Linked DNA regions of Homo sapiens: region 2 is linked to region 1. Evidence: read pairs that join two places in POLR2A ChIA-PET (ENCODE). Cell type or tissue: MCF 10A. All regions are shown on one strand. Links, peaks and the distances in the headings refer to the core of each region. The heading gives the core; the rest is flanking DNA.

Region 1 (15,905 bases), core at 3,360-11,359:
TGGCTAAGATACGAGGTGAACATTAATATACATTTGGAGATGTTTGGGTCTTTCTTTTCATAGGATTGGCCATCTTTAGAAGGCAATTATTTTAAAATAGCATTCTGTTTCCTCTGGTGGTACATTTCTACACCTTCCACAATGGTACTGCTTTTCAATGCTTTAAAAACCACAGTAGAAACACAAAGAAGGATATGTATGCATTCTCATTTTCTTGTACCTTCCTCCCCAAAATCACTTTCACCACCATTCTCATCACTTCTACTACCACTAGAATGGCACAATCCTGGGACATAGGCTGGGAAGAATGATACATCTTTTCTCATAACTGATAATGCTTGCTGATAACATGTACTCTCTTCCTGGTTTTAAAACTAATGTATGTCAATTATGTATTTGTTAAATACATTTGTTTACAAGTAGCAAAAACCAACTGAAGACAACATAAGCCTTGAAGGGGCCTATGATAGAAGGCCATAGGAGTTACTTGAGAACCTAAGGTGCAGGCTCCAGCCAGTCCTCCAAACAGACTGGACCCAGGAAGTCCCAGATATGCCCCTTCTTTCTGCTTCTCTCAGAGTCTTTTGCTCCAATCTTCTCTCATTCTATGCACTAGCTTTCTCCTAGCAGTTCCCAGAGGATCCAGAGCCTAGACAGCCAAAGCATTGAAAACCACTGTGAAAGATTTAGAAATGTACCACCAGAGGAAACAAAATGCTATTTTAAAATAATTGCCTTCTAAAGATGGCCAACCCTATGAAAAGAAAGACCCAAATAGCTCCATTTCATTTTCTTCTGGGTGCTACTAATGGAAAGCAGCCTAGTACGGTGGATGAGAGCTGACTCCACATTCTGCTAGCTGCATGACTTTGGGTAAGCTTTGCCCCTTGCAAAAATAAAAAGAAATAAGGCCCTCTTCAGAACAATGTTCATCCATGGAAAACACTCTGTGAGCAGGGGCTAACATAATTATTAATACAAAAGGGGTAGATGACCAGTTCTTTTGATTGAAAACACGCTGAAGGATTGTGGACATTCAAAGATAAGGCAGAAGATACCTTTAAAATTAGGAATCAGATATTATAGACTCACTCCAATTAACAAAGAGAGAAGAATTCCAAGTTTCCCAGAACAAACTGGGAGGAGAGAAACGGAGAGAGAGAAAAGTAGTATGGCAAGAGAAGGAAGCTTAACATGGTATAGTGTTACCCATGTGGAGAGCCAAATGGACTTTGAATAACAGGAATCTAATACAAGGGATCTTAATCCAGGGCCCATGGATCCCAATTGATATGGAGATAAAATTCAGGGAGTCCTTGAACTGAGTTGGGGGAAAAATTACAGCTTAGTTTCACCAACCTCCAACTAAAAATTAACATTTTCTTCAATTATAAATGTAGGCAACACATCACAATAGTTATTGGTAACTTTTGTGGCTTTGCAATCAATAGAAATCACAGATGGTCTCATGTCATATTGTAGTTGTTGAATACATTTCAAGATATCATTTATACTTATCATTACTTTAATATTATACTCAATTTCTGTCTAACCTGTGTATCATGTTACTGAATGCATTATTAATAAAGAAGCACTTTACATCACTGTATTACCAGTTTGCTTTTTCTTAAATATTTGATAACTTTATTTCAACATAATTCATTTTCTTTATAATCCTGTACATTTTATTGCATGAATTTAAAAACATAATATTTGAAAGGGTCTATAGTTTTCACAAAACTGCCAATAGGGTCCATGAAAACAAAAAAGAAAATCTTTAAGTATCTCTGATATAATATAGGATGTATTCATCTTTTATATGGTATATGATAATAACCCTTCTCTTAAGCCATAGATCTTTAGTAAGAGTCTAGTATGGTACATGCAAGAGATTCATATTCCAGATTGTTTGAAGGAGGACTGGAGGTAGAAATAAAAGAGAAGGAACTATGCCCCATGCATTGGTTAAGCTACCAGATCAGAGATATAAGAACCACACACTTTGGGAGGCCAAGGTGGGAGGATCGCTTGAGGCTCGGAGTTCGAGACCAGCCTGGGCAACGTAGTGAGACCCTGTCTCTACAAAAATAATTTAAACACACACACACACACACACACACACACACACACACACACACACACACACAAAAGAGAGAATGGAATAATGGAATTCTAAAGATAAGAAGTCACTATCAGAGGTGATGATGAGAATGCAAGTCCTCAAGGATCCACACAACTCATTAGGAAGATGTGGACTTTCCACAGGACATGGGATGGCAGTTAAAATCCGCACTGTCTAACTCAAAAGTGGCAGGTTGGCCCCAAACTGACACCTGTGGCTTTAATAATATAAAGACCACCAGTAACCCAAGCACCACCCAGAAATAATTACCATTATTATGCTCATATAGGTCTTCCAGTTATTTTTCTGTATATGCATACATGTATGGTGTTGTATTCATATGAAGAAAAGTTTATTGTATTAACATATATGAATACAATCAATTTTCAAAACTAGACTCAATGAAAGCACACAAATCTTACTTTTTAAACTTTGTCATGCCCAAAATATAATTTTTGTGGTTATATCATGTTTCATCATATGGAGATGCCATCTGCTGTCACTAAATCCTCTAATATTTGACATTTACATTGTGTTTAATATTTCACTTATAAATAATGCTATACAGAAAAATTCTTATACATAATTTTTATTAAACTGATTATTTCCTTAGAATAAACTCCAAGTTATAGAAAAATTAGGTCAAAGTCTACTAACACTTTACCACTCATGAAATTCATTGCCAAATCATTTTTTGTTACAATGTTAATAGCCTCATCGGCAATGTGTAAAAAACTCACTTTGCCATCTTTTTCATCACTGCATATTATCCTTTTTTAAAATATTATTTTTTGTTTTTAATTATAAGGCATGTTTGTAGCTAACTTGGCAAAGTTGTCTGCAATAGTACTTCTCATTGCTGCACGCACCCCTCCTTTGCAATTTGACGTTGCTGCTCCTTCTATCAAGTTGAATGACATGACAGGAAACAGAAACAAGTGTCTCAGCTAGGGTCCTCTAGATCAACCGGCCCCCAGCAAATCCACCAGCTGACTGCAATAGAATTGTGTAACTGTGGGCAAGACCAACAGAAGAAACACCCAGCTGAGCACAGCCCAAATTATTGGCCCTCAGAGTCATGAGTCAATAGAATGGTTGTTATTTTAGCCACTAAGTTTTGGGTTGATTTCTTACATAGCAGTAGATAACTGATATAATGTTCACTTTTGTCATAAAAATGTATATTAAATTTTAGGGAAAAGTAGTAAAATGAATCCAGTATTCCACCATCCAACATAGAAGAGACCACTGCTAACAATTTGATGTATTTTATTCCCATCTCTTTTATGTCAGTATGCATGTACTATATGGATATCAGAACTATAAACTAACCTTGCTTTTAAAGATTGTTACAAAAATTCTACAAGCACACCAGCAAATGTAATTCATTAAAATATTAAAAACAGTTATTTAAAATCACTAATAAAGAGATTATTTAATGCTATTAATGAGAGCTATTTAATGCTATTATTTAATGATACATTACAAATATATGTATCAGGTCAATGAAAGTGCAATTATCTGGATAAATATTAATAAGTAATTGGTAAGTTTGATGTCCATTTTTTAGGAAAAAAAATCATAGAATATAAGGAATAGGAAAATTCAAACCTAATATGACATGATTAAAATGTCTACCTTGAAAGCAATAGTCAATTTTATACCTAATGGCACTATATAAGCGGCATTGCTATTAGAAGTAGGAGCAAGTCAAGAATGTTCCCTACAATATCATCACTAATAATTGCTCTGGAAATTCTAGTTAAAGCAATAAAACAAGAAGAACATTGAAATGTAACTATTAGAAAAAAGAAAATGAATTTATGAACACTTACTCATGACATTACCACACATCTCAAATCCTAAGACAATCAAATAAAAATGTGTTAATTTGAAGATTGAGTATAAGGGCTTGATATAAAATAAATATACATTTTTTCAAAATTGCAATAATAACATATTAGAAAACTAATGGAAATCTATCATCTTTGTAACTTTAAAAATATTTAATACCTCCTATATGTAATTTAAAATATAAATCATCTAGAAATAAGCTAATTACTAAATGTGGAAAAAAAAGAATGAGCTTACATAACTGATGACAAAGAGATTGTCTATTAAATTATGGTGTGTCCATAAGTAATACTACCCAGTCATTAAAAATCGTGTTTTTGAAGAATGTTTAAAAACTTGTCAAAAAGTTGTAATATAGGGTTAGGAAAAGATTCATGATACAAAATACTATATGCAATATCATCTCAAATGTGTGTGTGTCTCTGTCAACATCTGTCTCTGCTTCTAAAAAGAGGTCAATAGAAAGAGACCTGAAGACAAGCTGAGCTGTTGCTCTGGCTCCCTCATCTCAGCCAATGGCTTGTTCCCCAAAGCTGCCCCCAAGACCACAGCCTGGTGCCAACGATGCGTGACATCCTCTATTCTACTTTGGAAGAGAACCAGCCTAACAAGCCTCTACAGTCCCTGTCACAGATGGAGTTCTTTACAGCAGAGATGAGCACCTGGCCTTGGGAAACCAGAGAAACAGGTCAACTGAATGGGTCACCACCATCAGTGTTCTGTAAGCGTGAGAACTCATTCTTCTTCAGCCTTCATTGTGCCTGGAGATCATCATCACCATCACCCCATGGTCATCAACATGCTTGGGCTTCCCAAAAAGAAGCCCAAGGCTATATATCCAAGCAGATTGGACTATTTGCTAAAGATGAGTCTAACTGATTCAACATAGGTATGCTTCCCCTTGCTGAGAAACTGAGGCATCTATGACATAAATAAGGTAGGTGAACAAAGCCCACTGAAAGTCAGATTGACTGGTGTTCAAATCCTGGTTCTACTACTTCCCAGCTCTGGGATTTGGGGCATGTTACTAAATCTCTATGAACCTCACTTTCTACATTGTAGATGTAATTAGTAATAATATGTACCTTACAAGGCTGGTGTGAGAATTAAAGAGGATATAGCATCGCACCACTTATTTCAAGGTAATAAATTTACCTTGGTCTCCAAAAAGGTAAAAAAGTGAACGAGAGCTTGGGCTTCTAATAAAAAGACTGTTGTTGGAGGAAACTCAGACTCACCATGAGTCACTTCAAATGTGCTGAGGCTGTGGAACTGCAGAGGCTATCAGTGCAATGTGAATGGTACAAAGTTGGGTCCCAAACACAGGGCTGGAAGTCCACCAGTATCTCACTGCCCATGATGGGTAGGATTGCCAGGAGTAGCAAATAAGAACACAGGGCAGTTAGATTTTATTTCTAATAGGCAATGAATTATTAAAATGTGGGGTATAAAAGCATGTCCCGAATGCATAAGTATGTATTTTTCTTCTGTTCATTGATACATCCCAGACCCCCAGACTATGCCTGACATGTAGAAGACACTTAATAAATATTTCTCTACCATGAACAAATTTCTGAATATGTAGGCAGGACCCCACGAACGGTATGAAATAAAAGATTTATAATAGGAATTAGCCCTAATATGACTGTTGGAGCTGGTGGAAAAGTGTACAGAAGGCTATAGACTCTGCATCTGGTGGTGGATCTGAAGTTGCTACAGGCTAGCAGGGTTGGCAATCAGGATATCAAATGATGTGAAGAAGAGGAGAGGAAGGAACTGGGATCCACATCTCTCTCTCTCCATGTCTAACCTTGACAACTGGTAACTTTCAGAAGAAGCAGACACCATTTGTCATAGAGCTGCACATATACCTGAACCAGGCTCAGAGAAACTGATCAACAAGATCCAGTGGAAGGAGCTGATCAGCAAAATCATACAAGGGCTGTAGCAGTGTGTGGAGCCCTACACTTTCCATGATTGCGTTAATGATCTTCAGAGTAAAATGAGAGCTGCTTCCTTTCCACCTTCCTCGTCTCAGGTAAATTTCTCTTGTGGCCAACCCTAACCTAGAACCATACAAGGAGGGGAATGTGGGGAAACATAGTTCCATCTTTGCTAAATTGGCACAGTTCAAAACCATCACCATCTACCCTTTGCTCAACTTGGCATCCGTGCATAACTCTTTTAATAATACCCAAATAAAGACACCAGCAAAGTCATATTTCTGCTTAACATGATCCAACTATTCTTCAAACAGTTGAAAACATGCTATCACCCCAAAAGAGGATACAAAGTCCCACATGTCACTTTAGCCATCTCTGGGTAATGTTCATTCATCTTGCAGCTAAGCCACACCTAGTCACACCCTTTTGATATTCTGTAAGTTAAATGCAGAGTTACAAGGTTTACTTCTCTTAATGTGTCTTGCATTTGATGGAGAGAGAATGAGAGTGGAGAAAAAGAAAAGACTTGGTTAATACAAATATAATTATATCAAAATAATGAAGAAATATTCATAATTACTATAGGCCTTATTTCTTCAACTGGTCACGTGGCCATGGCTGGTAGTCCTGGTGCACTCCTACCATCCTTTTCACACTCCCTTTGCAATGAGCAGGTAGCCTGGCTCATCATGCTTTGTTGCCTGATAAAGTGACCCAAAGCTTCATTCCTGAAGGATCTGGGTTGTCAGCTGTCCCGCCTGTATTTGGTCATGGTGGTTTTTCAACTTTTATCACCAGACTTGGAAATACTAATGGGTGCCCCAGGGAATGCCCTACATTCCAGACATACTCCACTTACCCATATTACGTAGTAGCAACCCAGTCACTCCTTGGTATTCAGGATCAGTCACCCTAGCCAGCACAGTAACTCCCTTCTTTGTGGGTCCACTCAGGGACATGAGGAGGCCAAGGAGGCCAGGAAGCAGTCTCAACTTCCCTCTAATTAACTGTTATTGTGCCCCTTTTGGGGGAGCACTTCTCCCCTGGGGGTCTAAGTCTTCTTGGTTAGGAAAGGTTAGGCTGGGTACGGTGGCTCACACCTGTAATCCCAGCACTTTGGGAGGCCAAGACAGGTGGATCACTTGAGGCCAGTAGTTGAAGACCAGCTTGGTCAACATGGCGAAACTCCATCTCTACTAAAAACACAAAAATTAGCCAGGCATGGTGGCAGGTACCTGTAATCCCAGCTACTCAGGAAGCTGAAGCAGGAGAATCACTTGGATCCAGGAGGCAGAGGTTGCGATGGGCTGAGATTGTGCCACTGCACTCCAGTCTGGGTGATAGAGTGAGACTTCATCTCAAAAAATGAGGAAAGACAGGTTAAATTCACAGGGAAGGATGCAAAAACTTTGCTCTCAGACTACTAGGGTAATAGTAAGAGGAGTTCATTCCCAGACCTATGAAACCTGGCTGTGGCGAAACCATCACTGATTATTCCAGCCCCACAAAGTGCTACCACCCAGTCAGTGCCATAAAGTCTCCAAGTGGCTTATTCCAGAATCCTATCAGCCACTTGCTTTGGGCTGATGGAGGACATTGAAAGGCCAGTGAATTTAATGAGCATGAGCCAATGGCTGATCTTCATTTGCTGTCAGATGAGTCCCCTGGTCAGAAGAAATGCTCCTGGAACACTGATGGTAAAGAGGGCCCTCTGAGATCCGTGGTGGTCCTGGAAGCAGCATTTCAGGCAGAGAAAACAAGTCTATTTCTAGAGTAAGTGTCAGTTCCCATGAGAACAAAGCACTGCTCCTTCTATGATAAAAATAATTCAATGTAATTACCCTACCACCAGGCTGATCCCCAGGGGAAAAGTGCCATATTGAGGAATCAGAGTGGGTCACTCCTGTTAGTAGGTAAAGCAGTGAGCAGTTGTCATAGCCAGAGACAGCAGCCTTGAGGAGTGAAAGTCCATGTTGCTAAGCCCATGCAAAACCTCCATCCCCGCCACCAAAGCCATTTAGTTGATGAATTATAGACATACAAGTGACAGAGGAGGCACCAAGAGACTCCTGAGTTACATCTCGTTGTTCTGTGAGCACAAGCACAAAGCAGGAAGTAGGAAACGGGGCTAATAGGAATACGGAAGACTCGGGACTTTAGAGAACAGGCTGAAGTGACCAGAATTTATGATTTCCCATGGGTGGGTCAGAAGAGTCAAGATAATATCAACATCTTCCTCTGTATTCTGGAAGCATCTCAAATGAGCACAGAATCTGTAAGGGATTAACTGTGTGATCTATTCTGACATCCTGCTCAGCAAATGTGCCCCAGAGGAGAGAACTTGCCCCATCCCCACTCACTGGTGGCAGGATTTTGGGGGGACCCAGAAAGAGGCTGGTACATCAGAGCTCATGGAGCTCCCCTTTGGCCCATGTCCTTTGTGATATTCATAGACCATTGATGGCTCCTTCATAATGGACCTCCCAGAACACAAACCAAAGCAAAGCAAAGAGTTCTATACCTCCCTCACTTCCACCTTACCCAAGCTTTTAACTTTAAAAGCCTCAGAGAAAAGATGTCTCCTTTGTTTTACATGTCCCCCTTCACTTCTGACATGGCACCCAATCAGCATGACTTGATAGCACAAAATAGGGCAATGCTGAATGAGGACCCTCCAGTCCCTGCCCTCAGCCCTCATCTCCCTTTTTCCTGCCTTCTCTCCATTCCAGGAGACTGTTGTTACCACAGCCCTGGAATTCCTAGCACACATCACAATGGCCACCTGGAAGTTCACGGGAAGGAAGCTCAACCCCCTGACATCAAGCAAACGGTTGTTAGTTCATGGCAATTAGCAGCTGTACTTGAGGCTGGGGAGCTGAAGTCATAGTCCAGGCTCTGACCCTTACTGGTAGTGAAACTTCACCTTGACCCCTGTGCTTCCCACTCTGTAAAATGAAGGTGGGAACAGCTCGCTGAGTGACTGTTGTGGGGATTAGATGATATTTGTGGAAGAACTTTGTAAGGGGTAAAGAGGTATCACCTTATAAGGTAATGTCATCATTTTTAAGGTGGGGCAAGTGACAGTCAGACACTCAAGTTAGAGCAAAGCCAGGAGAAGGTTGCACTGGCATGGAAAGGGGTAAATAGCCCACCTCCACCAGCCTCTCTGGAGGGTCAACTCCAAAGTTATTAGAGTTTTAAGTTTTGGGTAAAAAATGTTTGTCCTTAGAGTAACTCCTCACTTCTTCAGAGTTATTATGTCCAAGGTGTTTTGTTCTGTTTGTTTGTTTTGGTTTTGGTTTTTGCTTCATTTTGTTTTTCTGAGACAGAGTCTTGCTCTGTCACCCAGGCTGGAGTGCAGTGGTGCAATCTCGGCTCACTGCAAGCTCTGCCTCCCGGGTTCACACCATTCTCCTGCCTCAGCCACCCGAGTAGCTGGGACTACAGGCGCCCACCACCACGCTCGGCTAATTTTTTTGTATTTTTTTAGTAGAGACGGAGTTCCACCATGTTGGCCAGGATGGTCTCAATCTCCTGAACTCGTGGTGTTTTTATTTTGAAAAAGGGAAAAATACGTTTTATGCCCTGAGGTCTAATCACAAAATACCTTCACTCTTCAAGTCTGACCAGGAGCCACTTGCCTCAGAATGACCTGGAGTGTCGTTCAAATGCAGATCCTCAGGCCCCATCCTTGACTATCACTTAATTTTTCTGAGCCTCAGTTTTTGAGTTTTGAGGCGTGACGTAACTTTTGCTTTAAACCTCAGTAAGAGAGTTTCAATAGAAAAAAATGAACAAATGAAAAGATGAATGGCTTGCAAGGGAGAGGTAGAATATGTATCCAGACAAGATGACTCCTATTGTCCCATCCAAATCAGACCTCCATTATCCCAGGTCCCCAAAGATGTCTTCAGTCTCAAACAACCAACAGAGTGGCCCCATTCCTATCCACTGTGCATCCTGGCCAAGTGCACAGTAAGTGGACCTCTTGGCCGGGCATTCTGCCAATGCTGGAGCTGTTAGGAAATAAGAATGTGTGTATTTATTGAAGAAAATAAAAATGTTCATGCGACGTTGCACAGAGACGATTTATGAGATTTTATGAATGTGTCACCAAAAGACCCACTCAGTCACTGCCAATGTTAGGTCTGCAAACACCTGGGGGCTCAGGCAACAAAGCTCCCTGATGGAGTCAGTGGGCAGGACGTGCTTGTGGAGGGGAGTATGAGCCCTGTGCTGCAGGTGCCTGCACCTGTGAGTTGTGTGGAGCCAAGTACACTTAAATCATAAGTGTATATATGGGTGTAAATAAATGTACACACACTAGTGGTGTGCAAGGGAGTATGCATATATGTGGACCCCATGAGATCGCATAGCATGGGCCACTCCTGGTGTGACTAGGAAGAGAGGCTAAGCCACAGTGCAGAAGTGGACCCATTACTCACACTACCTTCAAAGGACACAGAGTTCTCGCTGCTCAAAGGAAGGGGTTAGTCATCACCTACTGCTAAGACCAAAAGCCTTGGGGCATCAAGAAAAGCAGATTATCAAGAGAAAAATGTCTCTAGCCGAGCATGCAAGAATGGATAGAGTCTGACCAATAGGAGGAAGAGCAGGGTCCCATCTTGCTCACCTCCTCTGCTGGGCCTGAACTTCTCATTGACATTATAGCCTATTAGTTCCAGGTCTCTGAAGCCTCTCTGAGTTCTGTGAACCAGGTTTATGCCTTACCGCCCTCCTGGGAGCATTGTCTTGTGCTCTCCAGCTGCCAGGCTGGTGCAAACCACAGAATGAACAAGCTCTCCTACTAAGCCCCTTGGAGCCTAGAGTAGTTCACTGTTTTCTGAGGGTTACCTTCTATGGGAGAAAGTTCAAGAAAATGCATAGAAGGTATGTTATTAAAAGAAAAGGGAAGAGGAAGAGAAAAGGAGGAAGGAGAAGGAGGAGAAGGAAAAGGAAAGCAAGAAAGAAGTGCTTTTAGGGTGAGTCCCTGAATCACCCAGAGTCCATCTTCATAAAAATAGCCTTAAGACCCCTTGTGGGCCATGCAAGAAGGAGGGGTGCCTACTTCCTCCCTCCCTTTCATTCCTCTGCAACAAGGAGAGAATCATAGGTTTTGCAAGAGCCCTTTGTTTGCCTGGGGCACGCCATCATCACATGCATCTTCTCAGGCACGTGAGGGAGGTCACTTCCCTACGAGACAGGGAGGAACCCTGGGCAACTGTGGCTTGGAAATGAAACCAGCCCTTTCAATGTATCTCTTTGGTGACCAGGATGGTTGGTCCTGCTTGGAGTCTGAGGTTAGGGGGCAAGATTCTGTGAATGCCTACCCTGTGCTGCATCCTCAGCTGGGCACTGTCCCATAGGCTCTTTAGTCCCCACCTCAACCTAAAAGAGGAAACTAGTGTAGCCATGGCATACATGGCTAAGATTTTAAGGATCCAAGGGGCTGTGACATTGGATCAAAGACTTAAAGGTGGCAAATGGCAGAGCCGTCTTCCAGGTGGAACCAGAGACCCATTCCTCTTGTGCTCCCAGCACCAACTGCTTCCCTCCCTCAGAGCCTTTAAAACACTGCACTGCTTGTCTCTCTCTCCATTATCCTGAGTGCTCTTGCAGGTCAATAACTAGTTCTGCACTCCTCATCCCAGAGGTCAGCACAGGCTGGCATGGAAGAGGAAGTACCTATGAAATGGCTTACAGAGGGAAGGAGGAAAAATGGAAGTGTCCAGGAAGATGCATTTCTACCCAGCATCACCCCTCCTGACATTAGGAACTAGTTAAGGCTCCCTGATGGCCAGAAGCAAGAGTCAACATCTCTGCAACGTAAGCCTTCTGGTATCTGATATCCCCACCATCTGCCCTCACTCTTGCCCCAGAGCGTCTCCAGGTGAGCAGAGATTATGATTGCCAAAGGGAGCCATTTCAGGCCTCAGACCCCCAAGCTTCACCAGAGAAAGCCCCTGTCCTGGTAAAATATGATGTCACTTTCCCATTCAGCCTTGGTTAGCTGTTCTATGAGCCAGGCAGAGTAGGGATCTGTTCATATCTATACTTGCCCCCAGGGAGTAGCAACAATGGACTCATGATATAAGAACTCAGTGACCAGTGGTACCTGCCAGTGGCCCACAAAATTGTATTGTTGAGCTGACTTCCTCCAAGTTTTTGGAGGGGGTGGGTGGAACCAGAGCTGGGCCTGGTTCCACTGCAGAGTGTGCAGGTCACTAGAACAACCAGGAGAAGGAAATCTAATGGCTGGATCACAGTTATTGATGTTACACCTCTGACCTTTTCTCAAAACCTTTGCAAACCATTGTTTGGATTTGCAATACTGGAAACTATCAGCGGAAGGTCTTGACTGTGAGCAAAGATAAAGTTATGAACTCTGGGAACTGCGCTGTGCCAGAAAAGTGCTTCCCAAGGTTTCATGTGCAGACAAAGCACCTGGGGATCTTGCTAAAATGCAGACACTGATTCGATAGGTCTGAGGTGAGACCTGATGCTATGTTTCTAAGCAACTTTTGGGTGATCCTGCTGGTCCACGGATTACTCCTGGAAGAGCAAGGGGCCCAGGCTGGAGCTGGCTCACGCTGGCTAAGACTAACATTCTACTCACTTCCTTGCCTCAACACACAGAAGGAGCCCAGTGCCTGTTGGGAATATCCAAACTCTCTACCTTGCAAGATTCCTTCCCAGCCAGACCCTACTTCACCCTCCTTCCGCCACCTCCCCGCAGCTGTGCTCCAAGCACAACAAATGGCCAGATTTATCCCAGGCTAGTCAAGCTCTATTCCACTAGCCCATCCTTACCAGTGCTGGTTCCTCTGCCTAAAATGCCCTTCTTCAAGGCTTTGGAAGCTCCTACTCATCTTCCGTCACACTTTCCCCAGTACCCGTTCTGCTTCTGTTGCTTGCCACTTGTATGCAAATTACTTCCTCTCTCTAAGCCTCAGTTTCCTCATCTATAACTTACAGATAGTAATAATGTTTACCCCAAAGGGGGTTTTCTAAATATTGAAGGAGATGATAGACATAAAATGCTTAGCAAAGTGCCTGAGACATTCTAGGTAATTAAAACAGTAAATTGATGTAACTTCCCTCTGTGAAATCTTTCTGGAATTTTTCCATTTACCTGATTTTTATTGCTCCCACAAAATCTGACTTTTACTTCTATGGTGGCCCTTATCACTGAATTTTACAATGGCCTATTGGCTCTAGACTGTCTTATCTAATAAGTTACAAGCACCTAGAGGTCAGGTTCATGTTTTACCCACATCTGCTTTCTCGGGATCTAGCCCAGAGACAAGTACAGAATGAACACTCAGCAAGTAGAGGCCAGGACAGCCACAGCCAGTGGCATTTAGGGGTGCTCTGTATCTAATGGTGGCATAACTCACGGAGCAGTACAGTTAACTGGAAGATTCAGGAAAGCAGTAGCTCTATTTAAATGAGATGTCCAGATAAACGATGATTTCATATCCAGGTAAGACATTACTCTTTATTTACTCTTTATTTTTAAAGGATTTACCAAGATTTTCTTAAGTGGATTCCATACTTAAACAGAACACAGTGGTCTTTATATAATCTTTCCAAAATTGCTTGGGGACACCTAAAAGGCATTAATCTTTGCCCCCAGAGACAGGGCGACTGAATACTTGGTTTGTCTGGGACCATTGTTTTGCACTCATTGGCTGGTCCTGTTATTCCTAGCATCCCATTTTATTCTTTTAAGGTCTCCTAGTTTGGACAAGAAATTATCAGGTCACCCTAACCAGTGATAGATGATACTGGATCAAAGTAATGGTTCAAGGAACCCCTGAGATGGTTACATATATTTGCTATTTGTAAATAGCAAATTTACAAATATAAAATTTTTAAATTTTATATTTAAAAATTTAAAAATATAGCACTTTTTTAAAATGCAGCACTTCCCATTGAAAGAAGGAGTCTCCGTCCCTTCCCTTGAATCTAGGCAGCTTTATGACACTTTGACCAATAACATATAGCAAAAGTGACCTCCTGCAAGCTTCGCCAAGACCTTAAGAAATTGGTGAATTCCACCTCTTGTGACTTAGGATGCTCATGATTAGAACTCAGCCACCATGCTGTGAGGAGGCCCAAGGTATGTTGTGGAGAGCCTCCTGTAAAGGGGACCAAGAGCGAGAACCCTGGCGCCAGCCTTGTCAGTGGGTCATCCCGGCAGTTTATCTTCAGCCTCACTTGAGCTGCTTCAGCTGATGCTGTGTGGAGTATTGTGTGTCACTTCCAAACCCTGCTCAAATTGCAGATTTGGGAACAAAGTAAATGATCGTTGTTTCCAGTTATTATTTGAAGAGTATCTTTATGTAATAACAGATACTTAGTTGCCCAGAAAGAAAATCCTGCCAGAAAATTCAGCATTTTGGACTGGTAGACACCTGATATAGAGTTGGGAAAGTTCCTGGAACAAATGCTTGCTACCATCATCATAAGTATTTATATATATATATATATATATATATATATATATATATACATACACACACACACACACATATATACATGTGTATATATATATATATATATAAAACTGTCTTTGGTCAGAAATGTTTTGCTAGGGATTTCGCCAGTTTGGTGACAACAGGGTTTACCAAAAAGTGTTCACCGTTCACCCTAAGATAATTAGCAGCAAACCTAGTAACAAGATGAGTCACTCTGAGATGGTGACATGAAGGATTTTCATAAATTGCTCTGTCATCTTCCTTCTACATAATCATGACCAAGTAAGTCATTTTACCTCTTGAATCAACAATCAAGGTAATTTGTCTGTATAAAGAACATACACAGCACAACCCTTTCTGGGGAAATTGATATTTCAGACCCGGAGCTCAGAGATTTTCTCATATGTCAACCACATCTTTCAGATGAGAGCCCCTTAAACAGGAAGTTTGGAAGAGTTCAGCTTTAGGGCAAAAAAGGGAAGTGAATAAGGAGGGAGAGAGAGATGGGATGGGAGGGGCAATGAGGGAAAGAGTCTGGAGGAAACATGCCCCTTACAAATTCCACCACTCATGGGTGTCCCAATCATTCATTTGTTCATTTAGCAATATGTCTCGCCTGCCAACCATGTACCAGGCCCTGGGCTGGGAGTGGAGCAACTAGCAGTGTTCAAGACACACTTGATCCCTGCCCTCACGGATGGGGCCCACAGCCAGTGAGGGGAAGAGGCCATTAAGTAAGATGTGGCAGTAATAGTGTGTGTGTTGTGAAAAGGGAAGTGAAGGGTGGGGAACCACTTGTGGGGGTGAAGGGACTGGCCAAACTGGGGGTCAGAAAAGGACTCCCTAAGGAAATGACATAGAAGCCAAAACCAGAAGGATGAGTGGGGATTAGTCATCCTTTCCTGCCTTCCTCCTCTTCTTGAATTCACCTCTGTGCTTAGAGTAAACGAGTCCTCTGACTTTCATTTGTACACACAATCCTTCCTCCTCTCGTCTCCTGCACTGAGCTTTATCTTACCTGCACTGCCTTTAAAGAAGTCTCTCTTCACTAAACCTCTGCCTGAAACTTCATTGCTTTTAGGGTAAAAACCAAAGGCCTTAACATGGCTTACTAACTCTGTCTGTCATTGGTAACTTGGCTTCAGCCACCCTGCATTTTCTTCCTGCCACAGGCCCTTTGCATATCCTGTTCCCTCTACCTAGAACACTCTCCCTTCCTCTGTTTACCTAGTTAACTTCTACTTATCCTTCAGATCTCAGATCACTTATTTTCTCTGGAAAGCCTCCATGACCTCCCTCAACTCATTAAAGGCTCCTGTTTTTAAGGTCTCAAAACCCATGTACCCTTCATTCTTAGCAGTCATGATAGGTGCAATTTCTATGGTTTGTATGATAATTTGACCAATGCCTGTCTCCCCAGGGAGACCACAAGCCCCAGAGGAACATGGGCTTGTCTGCCTTGTTTACTGCTTCATTCCAGCACCAGGGTTTAACATGAAGAAACAA
Region 2 (15,905 bases), core at 4,460-12,459, 1.8 Mb before region 1:
AACAAACAAAATAAACAAACAAACAAAAAACAATATTAAGGCCGAGCTTGGTGGCTCATTCCTGTAATCCTAGTACTTTGGGAGGCCGAGGTGGGAGGACTGCTTGAGCCCAGGAGTTTAAAGCCAGCCTGGGCAACATAGAGAGACCTGGTCTCTAAGAAGAATAGAAAAATTAGCCAGATGTGGTGGCGTGCACCTGCAGTCCCAGCTACTGGGAGGCTGAGGTGGGAGGATCGTTTGAGCCCAGGAGGTTGAGGTTGCAGTAAGCCATCACACACAAAAAGTAAATAAAAATAAGAAAAGAAAAGAAATCAATATTAATAGTCTGGCATATTTTCTTCCACACATTATTCCAAGCTCATACACATATGTACAAACACAGTCTGGAGCTCATACACATATATACAAAAACAGTCTGGAGCTTTCTTCTTTTTTGTTTCGAAAAATGGGATCATGCTACGCTCATTACTCTGTGATTTGACATTTCACATTATAATAGATCATGGATATCATTCAAGATCAGCCCTTCCAGATCTAATAGACTTTTTTTTTTCAATAGCTGTATAATATTCCCCAGTTTGGATGTAGCAGAATTTACTCAACCTGTCCGCTGTTGATAGACTTTTAAGTAATTTCCATTTTTTGCCACTACAAATAATGTTCAGGAAACATCCATTGCTTATATCTACATGTCCTAATGCATTTCTTTGTGTAGGATAAATCCCCAAAGCTAAACTGTGAGTGAAAGAATGCACTTTTCTATTTTAACAAGTCCTGACAGATTACTTTCTCAAGATGTTGTAGTCTTTCACACTTCCACCAATGACATAGGACATTCTCATTTCTCTACACCCTACACTGGCTGCTATCAACTCACAACGTTCTCTTCCCTCAATATGATGAGCAGATGAGCAAAGCAGAAAAACAGCAGAAATAAAAACAACACCAAAACTTATTTTATTCTATTTGCACTTATCTGATTACTATTAAGGTTGGTTATTTTCTCAAATGTTTGTTCATTGTTTGTATTTTCTTCTCCAAGAAATGCTTATTCATATCACTTATCCATCTTTGTATCAGGTGGTTTCCCTTTTTATTACTGATTTGCTGAAGATCTTTGCATATTAAGTGATTAAGTGTGTCTCTTGCATGATCCTTCATTTATAAAGATAGAAAATGATAAATGATAACAGAGGGGAAGTGAGTTGTCCAAGGATATGAGAATGCAAGTGTCAGTGCTAGACAGGGTCATGCCTCTAGATTCCCTGCCCAGGGTTTAATCCCTGGCCCGCTCCATAGCTCAGACCCTTGTGGACAACTTTCTGGGAATTACCAGAACACATTTTCTCAGAGTATGAGCTAAAGACTTCCTTCATCAGAATTATCTGGTGCTTCATTAAAATTCAGATTCTGGGACCACATCCCAAACCTATTTATTGAGTCAGAATCTCTAGAAGTGGGGCCAAGGAATCTAGATTTTAAGAGAGCTTTTTAGATTGTCCTTGTATCCACCAAAATTAGAGAACAATTACCCCAGAAACTCAAAGTCCTTGCAGAGGCACTGAGTGGGAAGAGAGGGGTAGGAAAGCTAATGGGAACATTGTGTAGCGACTCCCACCACCACCACCACCATCACCACCAGCTGAAGAAAGAGCCCTCAAGGTTGAAGCATCAAAACAGAGCTATCACTGGGGACCTTTTGGCCTAATTCTGCCCTTAAGCCACAATCAAGCCTTTGTGGCAGTAGGGGTGAATGTAATATATCACTTTCTTATCGGTATAAAGGTGTAAATGTCAATTTCTCCTCCTTTTTGTGAAGATTTGACAAAGCACTTAGAGCGACACCCATTTTAATCAACAAAGCAGCCAGAAAGATCACAGGGCATCAAGTGTGCCATATCCTATCTGAGCTTTGGGTGGATTTGAAAATTGCACTTTTAATTAAAATTGGCATTTCCGCAGCTCAGATTGGAGCTCGCCGTTTTGCTAGGGAATTGCAAACTGCGAGGCAAACAATCTGAGAGGGAGGTTTAAGAATACGAAGAGGAAGGCTTGTGTATGAACAGGAGGCGCTTGTTTAAATAATGAAGCGGAGAAAAGATAATGTAAAAATGCCTTTGTCTATGTTTAGTTAGGTTTCCTCAGAGACCCGGGTAATTGCGGCTGAGCTGTCCGAGGTGCTGACGGCTGGGCGAGAGGAGCGGTTGAATGTATGCACAACGCCCAGAGGTAAATGCCTGGTCCACAGTTCTCAGCCCAATCAAGTTTGCCCTGCTTTATGGGTTTCTTCTTGGCCAATGACAAACAAACTTCCAGGCAGGTGATTAGTAACTTTTGTGGATTGAACGAATGAATGATTGCTGACCACCTACTATGTATAGTATATGGTGCTCTGAAAAATGGGAAAAATGTCAACCGAAATTGTTGGATCCTTTTCTTGTGATGTTGCAGTCAACCTCACAATTGATCTTGTTGTGAGATTTCAGGATTTTGTGAACCAGAAAAATTGCAAGCCATCAAGGACAATGCCAAGCGAAGACATTTAAGAGTAACAACTATCACCTGTTCTCTCCAATGCTTGAATAAAACAAAAGGCATTTTAAAACTTAATAAGTAGGAAAGCCATAATCTCAGAATAAGGAACAGTTATTTAGAATGGTTTTGTAAAAACTTCCTTGTTTGCCCTTTTTTCTAATTTCATTGAGAAACACAGGAAACATCACCATGCATTGTCATCAGCTTCAAAACTGGCATTTGGGAGTCATTGATCTGGGTCCTCAGGAAAGAAATAGAATCTCTCAAAAACATGTTAATCAGAGGCGCTCTGACTTCTGGCTGCACATCTGATCTCCAGGGTTAGCCTGTTTTACAGTTTTATTAGAAAGTTCTTTCCATAGTTACAGTGCCTTAAATATGTGTGGGAGAGGGTCTGGGGGGTAGGCGGATGGATTAAAATTGACACTTGTTGAGAACCCACTGTGTGCAAAAACTTAAACTGTCTTAAGATGCTACACTTACCTTATCACACATAATCTGGTTTTTGCCCTCATTTGTTAGATAGGCATCATTAATAACCCAATTTAAGGATGGGAAAGTTGTTACACATCAGAATTTAATTTATAATAAAAGAACTTTCAAAGATCAACTTAGAAGGGAACAATTTGTCAATAATGGTATAAAGATAATTGATGAGAAAAAATTATTTTGACCTTCACACCAGAGCAGTCATTAAATACATTCCAACTGAATTAAATGCCTAGGTGTAAATAATATAAACATATAACATATTTTTGTGCTTCTTTTTTTTCTTTGTTTCTTTTTTTTAAAAAAGGGATACATTTGCAGAACGTGCAGATTGGTTACATAGGTATACATGTGCCATGATGGTTTGCTGCACCTACTGACCTGTCCTCTAAGTTCCCTCCCCTCACCCCCCACCACCCAACAGGCCCTGGTGTTTGTTGTTCCCCTCTCTGTGTTTGTGTGTTCTCAATATTCAACTTCCACTTATGAGTGAGAACATGCAGTGTTTGGTTTTCTGTTCCTGTGTTAGTTTGCTGAGGATGATGGCTTCCAGCTTCATCCATGTCCCTACAAAGGATATGATCTCATTCCTTTTTATGGCTGCAATAAAATATTTTTTAAACATAGATAAAACCCAGAAAACATAAATGTGGGTAGTCATCAGATATCATAAGGTAAAAGGGCTTTTCAAAACTTAGCAACAACTGAAAAAAAAAGGAAGAATGAACAATGTTAATTGCTGGGATGAAAGGATTCTATTAGACTTAAATCTCCTTTTGTAAAAGTTGATATTTTGCAAAAATGAACATTTCAAATTAAAACAGTGAAATCCATAGTGGTTACTTCTGGGGTAGAGAAGTTGAATAGGAATCTTATGGGGAAAATGTTCTCTATTTCCATATGGGTGAAAATTAATTGAACTAGATATATATTTGAAATAAGCACACTTTACTGTGTACTTATACCTTGATTAAAAAGTAAAAACAGAAAACAAAGTGAAAACCATTCTAAATGCAATATCTCTGTTTTGAACTACCGAGGGGAAGGATATCAGGTTCCCAGGGTAGTAAAACCTCTTGAAACCATTGTGTGTTGTGTGAATACAGTCCACTGATTTAACCCTAGTCCACATGAAAAAGATTTGAAGATTCTAGTTGACCACAAACTCTAGAATGTCAATCATGCAACTCAATTAGTATCAAGAAAGCACACAACCCAAGGTTTTATTGCTAAAGGCATAGAGCTCCCAACAAAGGAAGTAAGAGACACCTAGCTTAGGACCATTTCTCTGACAGACTGGGTAATTTTTGAATAAATTAATGAAACTGATTGTCTTTCAAGACAATATGTAAGGACAGAGGCAATCCAGCCTAGACGTTGGAGTAATATTGGCCTGGATTTCAATTCCAGATCTGCCAACTACATGTTGTGTGACCTTAAGAAAATAATGTCATTTCTATGGGCTCAGTCTCCTCATCTGTAAAATGGGGATAATAATAATATAATCACTGAAAGGCTGTTGTAAGGACTAAATGAGGTACTATATATAAAACTCTCGGTGTAGCGCTTGACATATTCTAACTCTCCCACTTCAGTGACAGTTTTTACTAGTGGTATTAACAATGAGTTCCAGGGTGGGACCCTCCTTGTATGTCATCTCCATGTGATTCCTAAGGAAGTTTGTTTTCTGGGGAGCTGGGGAAGTTGTACAATCTTTGCTAAGAAAACCAAGTTGCCTCCTGCCACCCACATCTCACCACTGCCCTAGAGATACCCCAGATCTCTTGTGGTCTTGTTTCCCAGTGTGAACTGCTGCAATCAGTGGCCAAGGCTGCAAGCCAGGCAGGGAAGGGGACTGTGCAGGAGACAGAAGATGAAGAAATCGGGAATCCGGCACAGCAGCGACAGGAGCTCATTGACTCCTCCCCAAGGGCCAGCTCGGGAAGCTGGAGAGGCCTGTCATTAACTCTCTTTATTATCTACATTTTCTGCCTCACTGGCTCATCTGAGGCTGCAAATGGGACTCACTCCTTGCACGAACCTTGCTTCATTGGATTCTGGAACTGGGAGGAACTGAATCACGGAAAACATTTATCAACTTGGGGGTTAAATGTGGGAGATAGGGAACTGGGTGTGCACATAATATGGAGTTTGTCCTTGGAACTTATCCTAAAAGGATCATGGTAGTTTCTACCCTACCATGGCTTCTTCTGAACCCAGAGTCTCCTACCACTGCCATTTGGAGGATCAGCCATGCCCTTTCTAGCCAGATTCATATAGCTCACCTCTTGCATTTTAAGAACTGTGTCTATATGGTAGTCTCCTACAAGAACAGGAGCAGTGTGGCATGGGTTTATAGATAGTCATGTGCTGCTTACAACTCATGAGACCTTAGACTCTCTGAGCTTCAGTCTCTTTCTCTGTAAAATGGGGATGATTACATGAGCCTTGAAGTGCTGGGTAAGGATTAATAATATCATCCTTCTTTATTAAGCATTTACCAGACTGTAAGTGCTTGAACATGAGCTATCTAAATCCAATTCTCAGAACAATAGGTAAATACTATTATCATCCCCATTCTGCAGATGAGGAAGCTGAAACACAGGTTAAATAACTTGCCCAAGATAACACATCTCTCTCCTAACCTTCCTGCAGGAAACTCATCTATTCCCATGACTTACAAGATCATCCATAGACAACAGCTCCTATGCTTATTTTTTCAGTCCTATTCTCTCTTCTGAGGCCCAGCCTACTTGACTTGTCAACTTGGAGGTTTAACAGATCTTTCAAACCCATTTCTCCCAAGCAGATGAAGACACTGAGGCAACTTGTTCAAGGTCAAACAACTAGAGTCATCAAGCCCGAATTTGAACCTGGATCTCTCTTTATCTGCAAAGGTTACACTGCTGAGCACATTCTATCTCTCTATGAGTTGGTACTCTCTTCAAAATATCCCTGTCAGTCAGACATAGTGGTGCATGCCTGTATTCCCAGTTATTCAAGGGGCTGAAGCAGGAGAGTCACTTGGGCCCAGGAATTCAAGGCTGCAGCAAGCTATGATTGTGCCCATGAATAGCCATTGCACTCTAGCCTGAGCAACATAGCAAGATGCCATCTTTATTTTTACTTTAAAAATAAAAATAAGTTTAAAAATAAAGAAATAAAAGAAGACCCTTTTCCATTCTGTAGCTCATACCCTAAGTCATATCTACCAGACTGCTGTGATACTCACTAAACCATGCCAACTGCTCTCTCCCCCAAGCTAAAGAGGCCCTGAGCACCAGCCTCAGGATGTGCCAAGAAAGAAGCTATCCATAAGGACAGAGGGAAGCCCCAAAGAGGGCTCATCAGAGAAAGTCATGGGGAAGAAGAGCTGTGAAGCCATCTTATCTCCTTCCATCAAAAGCCCCTGTTCTGGCTGGGTGCGGTGGCTCACGCCTGTAATCCCAGCACTTTGGGAGGCTGAGGCAGGCAGATCACGAGGTCAGGAGATCAAGACCATCCTGGCTAACATGGTGAAACCCCGCTAACACGGTGAAACCCTGTCTCTACTAAAAATACAAAAAAAGTAGCCAGGTGTGGTGGCACGTGCCTGTCATCCCAGCTACTCGGGAGGCTGAGGCAGGAGAATTGCTTGAACCCGGGAGACGGAGGTTGCAGTCAGCTGAGATTGTGCCACTGGACTCCACCCTGGGTGACAGAGCGAGACTCTATTTCAAAAAAAAAAAAAAAAAAAAAAAGCCCCGTTCTGTAGCTCAGGAATTATGTCCTTGAGGATTTAAATGTGTGTGTGTTGGGGGGAGGGGGAAGGGTGCCTTAGGGAGGATCTCTGAGCTTCCCCCAAAGAGTTACAGTGTATGGCAACTCTTATTTATCAAGGCTGTGTAAGCCTTCCTCCATCTGCCAATCATCTACCTTCTTCCCATCCAGTGTTAATCTCCCTAGTAGCACATGCTCTGTCATCTCCTTGTACACTGAGTGTTATCTTCAGTGTGAAACACAGGCTCAGGCACTCAGATCAGGCTATGCTACAAAGTAATGAAGCACTTCTTATTTCCAAAGAAAAATAGATGGAGAAAACTCATCCTTAATTAATAACATGTGGCAAGTATCTGCCCTGTGTGACCACATGGGGCCTCCATGAGTTCCCTGTATGGTCTAGAGAGAAAAGGGGATTTTCCCAAGGTCATGAAAAGTTGACAGCAAAGCTGGAGCTTGACTTTGGGGGCTTTCTGATTATTATCTTTACCTCAGATCAGCCAAACACACAAGGAGTTTCCTGAGATAGCCTTGCATGTGACAATCTCAGAGGTCCATTTTCAAGCATTCAAGTCTTGCCCCCTCCTCAGGAATCAGCCACAGTATGACTATGGGCAGCAAGTCAGACCTCAGGTCTTCCCCAAATAGCCCATTTTTTGCCTCATGGAAGCAAACCATGCCCTAGCTGGAAAATCCAAAAAAGTGTTTTAAGCTAAAAAATGAAACCCAGTACTCTCCTTTTGCAAACATAGGGGCATGTAAACCAGTAAGTTTAAGAAGCCAACTCATACTAAAAATTCAAAAAGATACTGGATACTCAAGGTGAAAGGAGGAGATCAGAAAGGAGTGAAATGGAAGGAAAGTTAAGCTGGGATCTACTTCCTCCCAAGGTTACAGACATTGCTATCAGCTGGCAGTGCAACTTCAGGCTAGTTATTACACCTCATTCATACTCTGTTTCCTCATTTGTAATATGGGGAATCTGATAGCAACTATGTCATAAGGGTGGTGGGTGGGCTAAATGAGTTGAGTTCTGGCATATAAGTAACTTAGCATGGAGCACAACAAATGCTTACTTTGTGTTTGTCGTCATTGCTTCCAAGTTCCTTCTTTGGTCTCTATTGGTGTGGAGTATCTCATTGCTTTTTTTTTTCACAGATTTTCATTCTGTCACTTAGGCTGGAGTGCAGTGGCTCAATCATAGCTCACTGCAGCCTTGAATTTCTGGGCTCAAGAGATCCTCCTTCCTCAGTCTGCCAAGTATCTAAGACCACAGGTATGCACCACTATGCCCAGCTAAGTTTAAACAAATTTTAATTTATTTTTATGCTATTTTATTTATTGTGTAGACAGGGTCTTGCCCTGTCACCCTGGGCTGGAGTGCAGTGGCAGGATCTTGGCTCACTACAGCCTCAATCTCCCAGGCTCAAATGATCCTCCTGCCTCAGCTCCCCAGTAGCTGAGACTACAGGCATGCACTACCATGCCCCGCTAATTTTTGTACTTTTTGTAGGGATGGGGTTTTGTCATGTTGCCCAGGCTGGTCTCATCTGCCTTAACTCAAGCACTCCTTCTGCCTCAGCCTCTCAAAATGCTGGGATTACCGTTGTGAGCCATCATGCCTGGCCACATATCCTTCTTTATCTAAGGTCAGAAGAACCTTTAATTTCAATTAACCTTCCTTGGTCAAATAGTCTTTTCTTCAACCACTGGCCAAGCTGAAAGTAGAGACTAAAAAATACCACACCATTATTTGGCCAGCAAAGAAACTCTCCCTCCCCTACCATCACCATTTCCTCTCCTTTTCCTTTTGCCTCTTCCCCCTTTCCCTCCCTTTCTCCTCCCTCCCTTACCTTCTCCTTTCCTCCTTTCTTCCCTGCTTGCTTTGGCTTAATGAAAGGCCTCACAGGACGCTGTCCGTGGTGCTGACTTGTTTTTCTGTCTTGTTCAAACTCTGTATGCAAATGAAAAGACAACACAGCTATTGAATGTTGAAGCTGGGGACATTCCCCAAGCTAATCTCTGTGCCTGTGGTGTGGCCACGGCTCTGGCCATTATCTCTGGCCACAGTGCCCCGGAGATGCTGATGCTGACCTGGACCAGAGGTGCCAGCCTGGGCACTGCCAGTCCCCACAGCCATTGACTAGAGCCCCAGGGCACAGGCAGCTAGCAACTTATCTGGGTGCCCCAGGGACTGCTATTGGCAAAGTGATGGCCCCACAGGGACCAAATGTGAAGCTAAAGCAGGATACGCAGGTCGGAGATAAGGCCAAGAACAGATTCCCTTTAGCGCTCAAGTGCTGTTTGTCAGAAATTGACAGCCCCACGGCCCTGGCCGGTGACAGGCACAGGGTGATAACAATACCATATGATCAGCATCATTGGAGGACAGGCTGTCACTGGCTCCCAGAGATAAGGAAACAATGGGCGACCCCTCTGCCTAGGGAAAGGCCTGCATGGAGCCCCCAGGGCAAAGCAGCAAGATCTAAAGTGTGTCTCTGACCCCTGGCACCTCACCAGCACCCCCTCCTCCCAGCAGGCCCCCAGAGCTCCTTCCTGTCACCCAGGGACCCGTGGCCTCCATTGTGCACCCACTATTCTGACCCCTGTTCTCTGGAGTTAATCATGTTATCTCTAGAGCACAGGTGTTAGTGGATGATAACAGACAAGCAGTTCCCTCCCCAGCTCCCTGCACCACAGACGCTGCTAAGGGAATGGAGTGGGAGAACAGAGCTTTCTCGAGGTGGTTTATGCAGGCCATGGATTCAGCACTAACAGCCTCTCTCCAGCACTGGATTCTTGAGAAATAAAAAGGTTGGGTGTGGAGGGGCTCCCACATTTTCTAGTGTCTTCCCATTCCACCCCACTGGAGCAAAGCTGTTGACCCTACACTTGGGGACATATTTTGGGATGGGTTCCACTGCCCTGGCTTGGCTATATCCCTTCCCCCACTGCTGCGCAACCTTTCCCTACCATAGCCCCAATAGCCATGAAATGGGGACTCAGCACACCTAGGTCCTAGTTCTTTCCCTGACCCCAGCTTGATGAATGATTTAGGGATCATAGTCAAGTCACTTCACTCCCTGGCCTCAGTTTCTTCAACTGTAAGTTGGGGCTACTCATCTGTAACTATCAGATCTGCCAGGTGGTATGAAGTTCCAGTGAGATAAATATATGTGAGGGCTGGGCGGTGGGAGATCTGAGATTTACCCCCCACTAACCAGGCCCACTGAGTACAGTGTGGAGCACTGCTGGGTCTCAGCTTGGAGGTCTGCTCTGCCTGACTCCCCAGGTGGCAAGATCATCCCCCCGTTCCCCTCCTCTTCTATGCTTAGGCTGTGATTTCTCATGGGCTCACCTCTCATACCCTCCTGTTTTCTTTCTCTCATGTCTGTCTCTCAACTGGTTCTTGTTCTTGCCTTTTTTTCTGATCTTTTACGTATATCTGCAAACCTCACTCTGCTTCCTCATTTGTTGCTGATGCAGAAAGAATGCAAAGGATTATTTATTTAGCTTGTATTTTGGCACCATTATGGATGACTTTGATGTTGCTTTGGACAACCATCCAGCACCCTGGCTTCGTAGTTTTTTTTGACCCTGTCAACTCCAATGACCTCCACCCCCTTACCCCTTCAGTTCGTGCCTGCGGACACATTCTAGACTTTGTCATCACCCACAACTTACCCGTCTCGAAAATATTAAACTTTCTGGTGACAGCTCCTGTGTTCTTCATTCTCTAATTCCACTCTGCCTTCTCTTTAGCATCACTAAGATCTCTAGTTCTTTCTGTCTCCATTTCCTACCAAAATGCTTGCCCTTTGCTTGGTCTGTTTCTTTTCTAACTGGCCAAGATCCCCTGACTCATGTCAAATATGTCCCTGCCCATGCGTCCTTTGTCCCTCTGCTGCCCTCATTTATTTACTTCATTCATTCACTCATTCATTCATTCATCCAATACATTTTTAGGGCTGGTCAAGGGAATGGGTGGTATTTATACAATTTTTTTTTTTGAGACAGTGTTGCTCTATCACCCAGGCTAGAGTGCAGCAATGCAATCACGGCTCACTGCAGCCTCGACCTCCTGGGCTCAAGCTATCCTCCCACCTCAGCCTCCTGAGTAGCTGGGACTATAGGTATGCACCACCATGTCCAGCTAATTAAAAAAAATTCTTTTGGTAGAGACAGGATCTCACTGTGTTGCCCAGGCTAATCTCAAACTCCTGGCCTCAAGTGATCCTCCCACCTCAGCCTCCCAAAGTGCTGGGATTACAGGCATGAGCCATTGTGCCCAGCCCCAGCACATTTTTATTGTGCATCTACTATGTGTCAGGCACAGTGCTAGGATCTAGAGAGCCTATGGTAAGCAAAATAGATAATAGTTATCCCCTTGAGCTCTAGAATTCAATCCAATTGAATTCACTCTTGGCTATTATATTTGGGGTGCTGATGGTTCCCTGTGAATTTCTGGTTTCTAACATTCTCTGGACCCTCATTGTTACTGTCCAATCTTTTATTTTTTTATTTGTTTGTTTTTGTTTTTTGCTGTCCAGTCTTTTAAATGGGTGCTACATTGGGTCAGTAGTTCTAGACATTTTAGTGTCCTGACACATTTACAATCCCCCCTTTATTTTTGAGACAGGGTCTTGCTTTGTTGTGATCCTCTCACCTCGGGGCATCCCAAAGTGCTGGGATTACAGACATGAGCTACTGTACCTGGCCTACAAATCTTATTGAAGTTATAGGCCTCTCCCCAGAAGAGTGTCCTTGCATATACATTCCACTGACAATTTTAGAAGTCCATGTACTCCATAAGCCCAGTCAAGAGCCCATAAATTAGACAAATTCTGCAAACATATTCAACTTTTTGGCCTAAGAATTACTAATCTCATCTTGCCTTCAACCCATACACCAACATTTTTCACATCAGGGGCACAGAGGGTAAGGGGCAGAGTTCGGGAGCTCAATTGTGGAAACAGAGATATGAATGAAGATGAGGCAGGTCTTGTTCATTCTCTCTAAGGTGTATAATAGCATTAAAAAATCTTTCTTCCTTAGTCACTTCCCAAGAGTGTTGAATTGGAAAATGTGGGTGTATTATCTTCTGCTGGGCAAAAAAAAAAAACAAAAACAAAAGCAAAAAACACTCAAAACCTAGTGGCTTAAAACAACAATAAATATTTATTACCTCTCACAGTTTCTATAAGTTGTGAGTTCAAGAGTGGCTTAGCTGTATGGTTCTGCTTTGGGTCTCTCATAAGTTTGCAGTCAAGATGTCAGCTGTCTTCTGAAGGCCTGCCTGGGACTGAGGGTCTGCTTTGAAGGTGGCTTACTTACCTGGATAGCAAATTGGTTCTGGATGTTGTCAAAAGGCCTCAATCCCTCCTCACATGGATTTCACTCTAGGGCACCTGAGTGTCCTCACAACATGGTGACTGGCTTCCCCCAAAGCAAGCGATCCAAGAGAGAGCAAGGTAGAAACTGCAATATCATTTATGAGATAGCTTTGGGAGTCACATCTCATTATTTCTACAATGTCTCATAAGCTTTTTTTTTCTTCTTAAGCGGCAGGATATTGCTGTGTTGCCCCTACTGGACAGCAGTGGCTCCATCATAGCTTATTGTAACCTCAAGCTCCTGGCCTCAAGTGATCCTCCTGCCTCAGCCTCCTGAGTAGCTGGGACTACAGGTGCACACCACCATGCCTGGATAATTTTTTCTTTCTTTCTTTTTTATTGTTGGTAGAGATGGGGGTCTTGCTATGTTGCACAGGTGGGTCTTGAACTCCTGGCCTCAAGCAATCCTCCTGCCTCAGCCTCCCAAAGTGCAGGGATTACAGGCGTGAGCCACTGTACTCAGCCATATCCTGTTGCTTACACAGGTCAGTCCTGGTCAGTGTGAAAGGGGACTACCCAAAGGCATAGATACCAGGAGAGGAGAATCACTGGGGCCATCTTGGACACCGGCTACAATTATGGGAGATATTCCCAGTGGGGAAACCGTGATATTTGTGTATAAGTTATTCATAAGTTGAGACTTTCTCAGTCACCTCTGCCTATGCTTTTGAGGGCATCTATTAGTCTTCAATTGTTCATTTTACTTTGCATTCCAACACACAAGGTTAGCTAGCAAAGCATATTTTTCTTCTGTTACAAGTGCAGGTGTGTAAGTTATCACTACATTGGGAGTAATGAAAACAGCCATCCTTTATGTAGCAGTTACTAAGTGCCGGGCACTCTCATAAGCACTTTATATATATATTAATTCATTTAGCCATTAAAGAACCCTATGAGGTAGAAGTTATCCTTGCCCCCATTTTACAGATGAGAAAACGGAGACACACAAAAGCAAAGTAACTTCTGCAATGCCCCACAGCTAGCAAGTGCCAAAGGAGGGATTGAACCATAGCAGTCTAGAGAGTCTGTGCTCTTAATCACCACTCTTGACCACCAGCAGAAGGGGTTGTAGATGGTGTGGAATGTAGACGTACCCAAGTTCTCCTGGGGGCATTCAGAGAGAGTCAGTGACTGAGAGCCAGAGAGTGTCGACATCAAGGGCAGAGCATGGGAAGGAGATGAGAAGAGGCAAACTAAGAGGCAGGAAAAGAAGCAGGAGATGGGTGTGTGCTGGAAGTCAGATGTGAGAGGAGCAAATGTGGGCAAGAGCGAGCGGCCCAGGCCACAGAGTCGGTGAGCAGAATGAGGATGACATCGGAGGTCCTGGATGAAGCAGTTTGGTGGAGTGACGTGTGGCAGCCAGGTTAAAGTGGGTTGGAAGTGGATGGGAGGTGAAGTGGCAGGTGGACCACTCTTGGGACAGCCCAGCTGTGAATGATGGGGGAGGCATGGGGTGAGTGGAGGGAGAGAGAAAGGGCCCCCCAGCCAGCAGGAGATGGGGATCCAGGAGAGATCCCAGCCTGAACCCAGGCCTCTCACCCAGGCCAAGCCGAGCAGAATCTGTTCTTCCGAGAAGGAAGCTCCCATCACAGTAAGTGCCAAATGAGGCCTGAAGACGCAAATATTTGTTCGGCTTCTGCCCTTCTTGTTCAAATAGGGCATTCTCTTTGGGGATGGAGGTTGGCTGCTGCAGCGAAGAAGTGAGAAGTCAGTAAGGGTGGGAGGGTGTAAAGGAGGAGCAAGTGCTCTGGGGGCCACTAATGAATTCCCCAGGCTCCTGAGCCACTGGAATCCATTAGCTCATGAAAGCAGCTAAATAATACCCCGGCTGCTTTATGAGACATCTGTTCAAATAAAGCCTACCTTTCTCCTCAAGATCAGACTTCATCCCACTCCCTGGTGCCCATCCTGCTCTGTCTGACTGCGGCTGAATCAGGGGTTGTATGATACTGCCTCTCTGCACCCCCGCTACAAGACTGTGTGTTATTGTGTGAGGGTGTGTGGTTATGCCATGACCGTATATTACTCTGGAGCTATGCTCTGTGTGGGTTTCTTTTTGCCAGTGTATAGGAGTCCACTCATCGACTGAATTACTCTGTGTTTGTGTGTGTGTACACATATGTGTTTGTGACACTGTCTCGCTGTGCAGCTGTATTATGTGGTTTGTGACTGTGTTACCCTAAGGCTACATGTCTGGGATCTTGTGTTGCTCTAAGAGTTTCTTTCTGTGCTGTGACAATTTTTGCCTGTGTGTTATCGTGATACAGCACATTACTGTATGTAATTTGGTGGTCCACTGTGAGAGGCCACCTCTGTGTGTGTGTGTTCATGTGCACATGTTACCGGGGGAGGTCCTTGTTTTTAGAGCTCCCAAAATGGTGGTGGGCCACTTCCAAGATGGTGGCAAGCCTCCTGTTCTCTGACCTGGGGTTCTTGGCTTCCCGGATTCCAAGGAATGGAATCTTGGGCCATGTGGTGAGTGTTATAGCTCTATTAGAAGCCGTGGGTCACAGAAGTGAACCGTGGAACCCAGCGACTAGCGTTCAGCTCAATTAGGACGAACCCAGGCACTTAGCCATGCAGGAACAATGGCGAGCCTCTAGCCCGATCAGGAGCTCTGTTTTCACTCTGCTAAATCTTGCAACTGCACACTCTTTCTGGTCCGTGTTGGTTAAGGCTTGAGCTGAGCTTTCGCTTGCCATCCACCACTGCTGTTTGCCGCCCTCGCAGACCCGCCGCTGACTTCCACCCCTCTGGATCAGGCAGGGTGTCCACTGTACTTCTGTCCGCTGCACTTCACAGTCACCTTCCCCAGCTAGGCTTAGGAATTCTTAGTCGGCCTAAGAAATCCAGCTAGTCCTGTCTCTCACACACACACTGTAAATTTATCAGTGACTTCGCACGTGGCTATATTACGCTGTCTGGTGTACAAAGGTACACGTAAATGATGTGCCTGTGTGTTACTCTGCAAATTGGGTATTGTGCTACACACAGTGAAGTCATGGGACACTGTGTTTTAGTGGGACACTTTGTTGTGACTGCTTGTGTGCACAGAAGGACCTAAATCTCTGACTTCCCCTCCCAGTGGACCAGGACCATTCTGAGGAGCACCTGGACAGATGTGGCGAATGTGAATGATGGTATGTAGGATGGGCACCACTTCTCAACTGTTGGATAAAGGTCTAAGCCTTAAATCTCAGAAAGGATCAGTCCAGGGCAGAGGCAACACCCAAGAGGCAGCCAGTCCAGTAGCTGGGCAAAAGAAGGAGCCTAGGCTGGGTGTGGTGGCTCACGCCTGTAATCCTAGCACTTTGGGAGGCCGAGGCGGGTAGAACAAGGTCAGGCATTCGAGATCAGCCTGGCCAACATAGTGAAACCCCATATCTACTAAAAACACAAAAAATTAGCTGGGCGTGGTTGTGGGTGCCTGTAATCCCAGCTACTCAGGAGGCTGAGGCAGGAGAATTGCTTGAACCTGGGAGACGGAGGTTGCAGTGAGCCGAGATGGCGCCACTGCACTCCAGCCTGGGTGACAGTGTGAGACTCTGTCTCCAAAGAAAAAAGAAGAAGAAGAAGAAGAAGAAGAAGACTTCAGGGAAGCAAGGTGGTCAGCTGGTAGCATCCAAGCCCAAGGAGGCAGGTGGACAGGTGGGGGCAAGGGCAGAACCTGGGATTCCAGAACCTGCAAATCCCTGCTGTGTCCATGATGCAGGGGGGTTAGACTAGCAA

What was found. ChIA-PET counts read pairs that join two places held together with the same protein. Peaks named below come from ENCODE experiments on the same cell type or tissue, not always from the same donor. Only the 100,000 strongest peaks of a DNase experiment are listed, where the experiment ranks them.
Region 2: POLR2A ChIA-PET joins it to region 1 with 5 read pairs; 1 of 35 experiments calls an interaction of 5 or more read pairs at or near these places.

The regions. Positions count from the first base shown.
Region 1 is chr20:40,483,348-40,499,252 of GRCh38, forward strand. No RefSeq gene overlaps it. Among named protein-coding and RNA genes, the nearest start is that of MAFB, 200 kb to the right of the region's middle. In MCF 10A, for the core only: no CTCF peak of the experiment used is centred there; DNase peaks (open chromatin) are centred at 6,784, 9,924 and 10,404.
Region 2 is chr20:38,683,870-38,699,774 of GRCh38, forward strand. No RefSeq gene overlaps it. Among named protein-coding and RNA genes, the nearest start is that of SLC32A1, 33 kb to the right of the region's middle. RefSeq lists a silencer at 2,074-2,274 and an enhancer at 7,993-9,216. In MCF 10A, for the core only: no CTCF peak of the experiment used is centred there; a DNase peak (open chromatin) is centred at 8,692.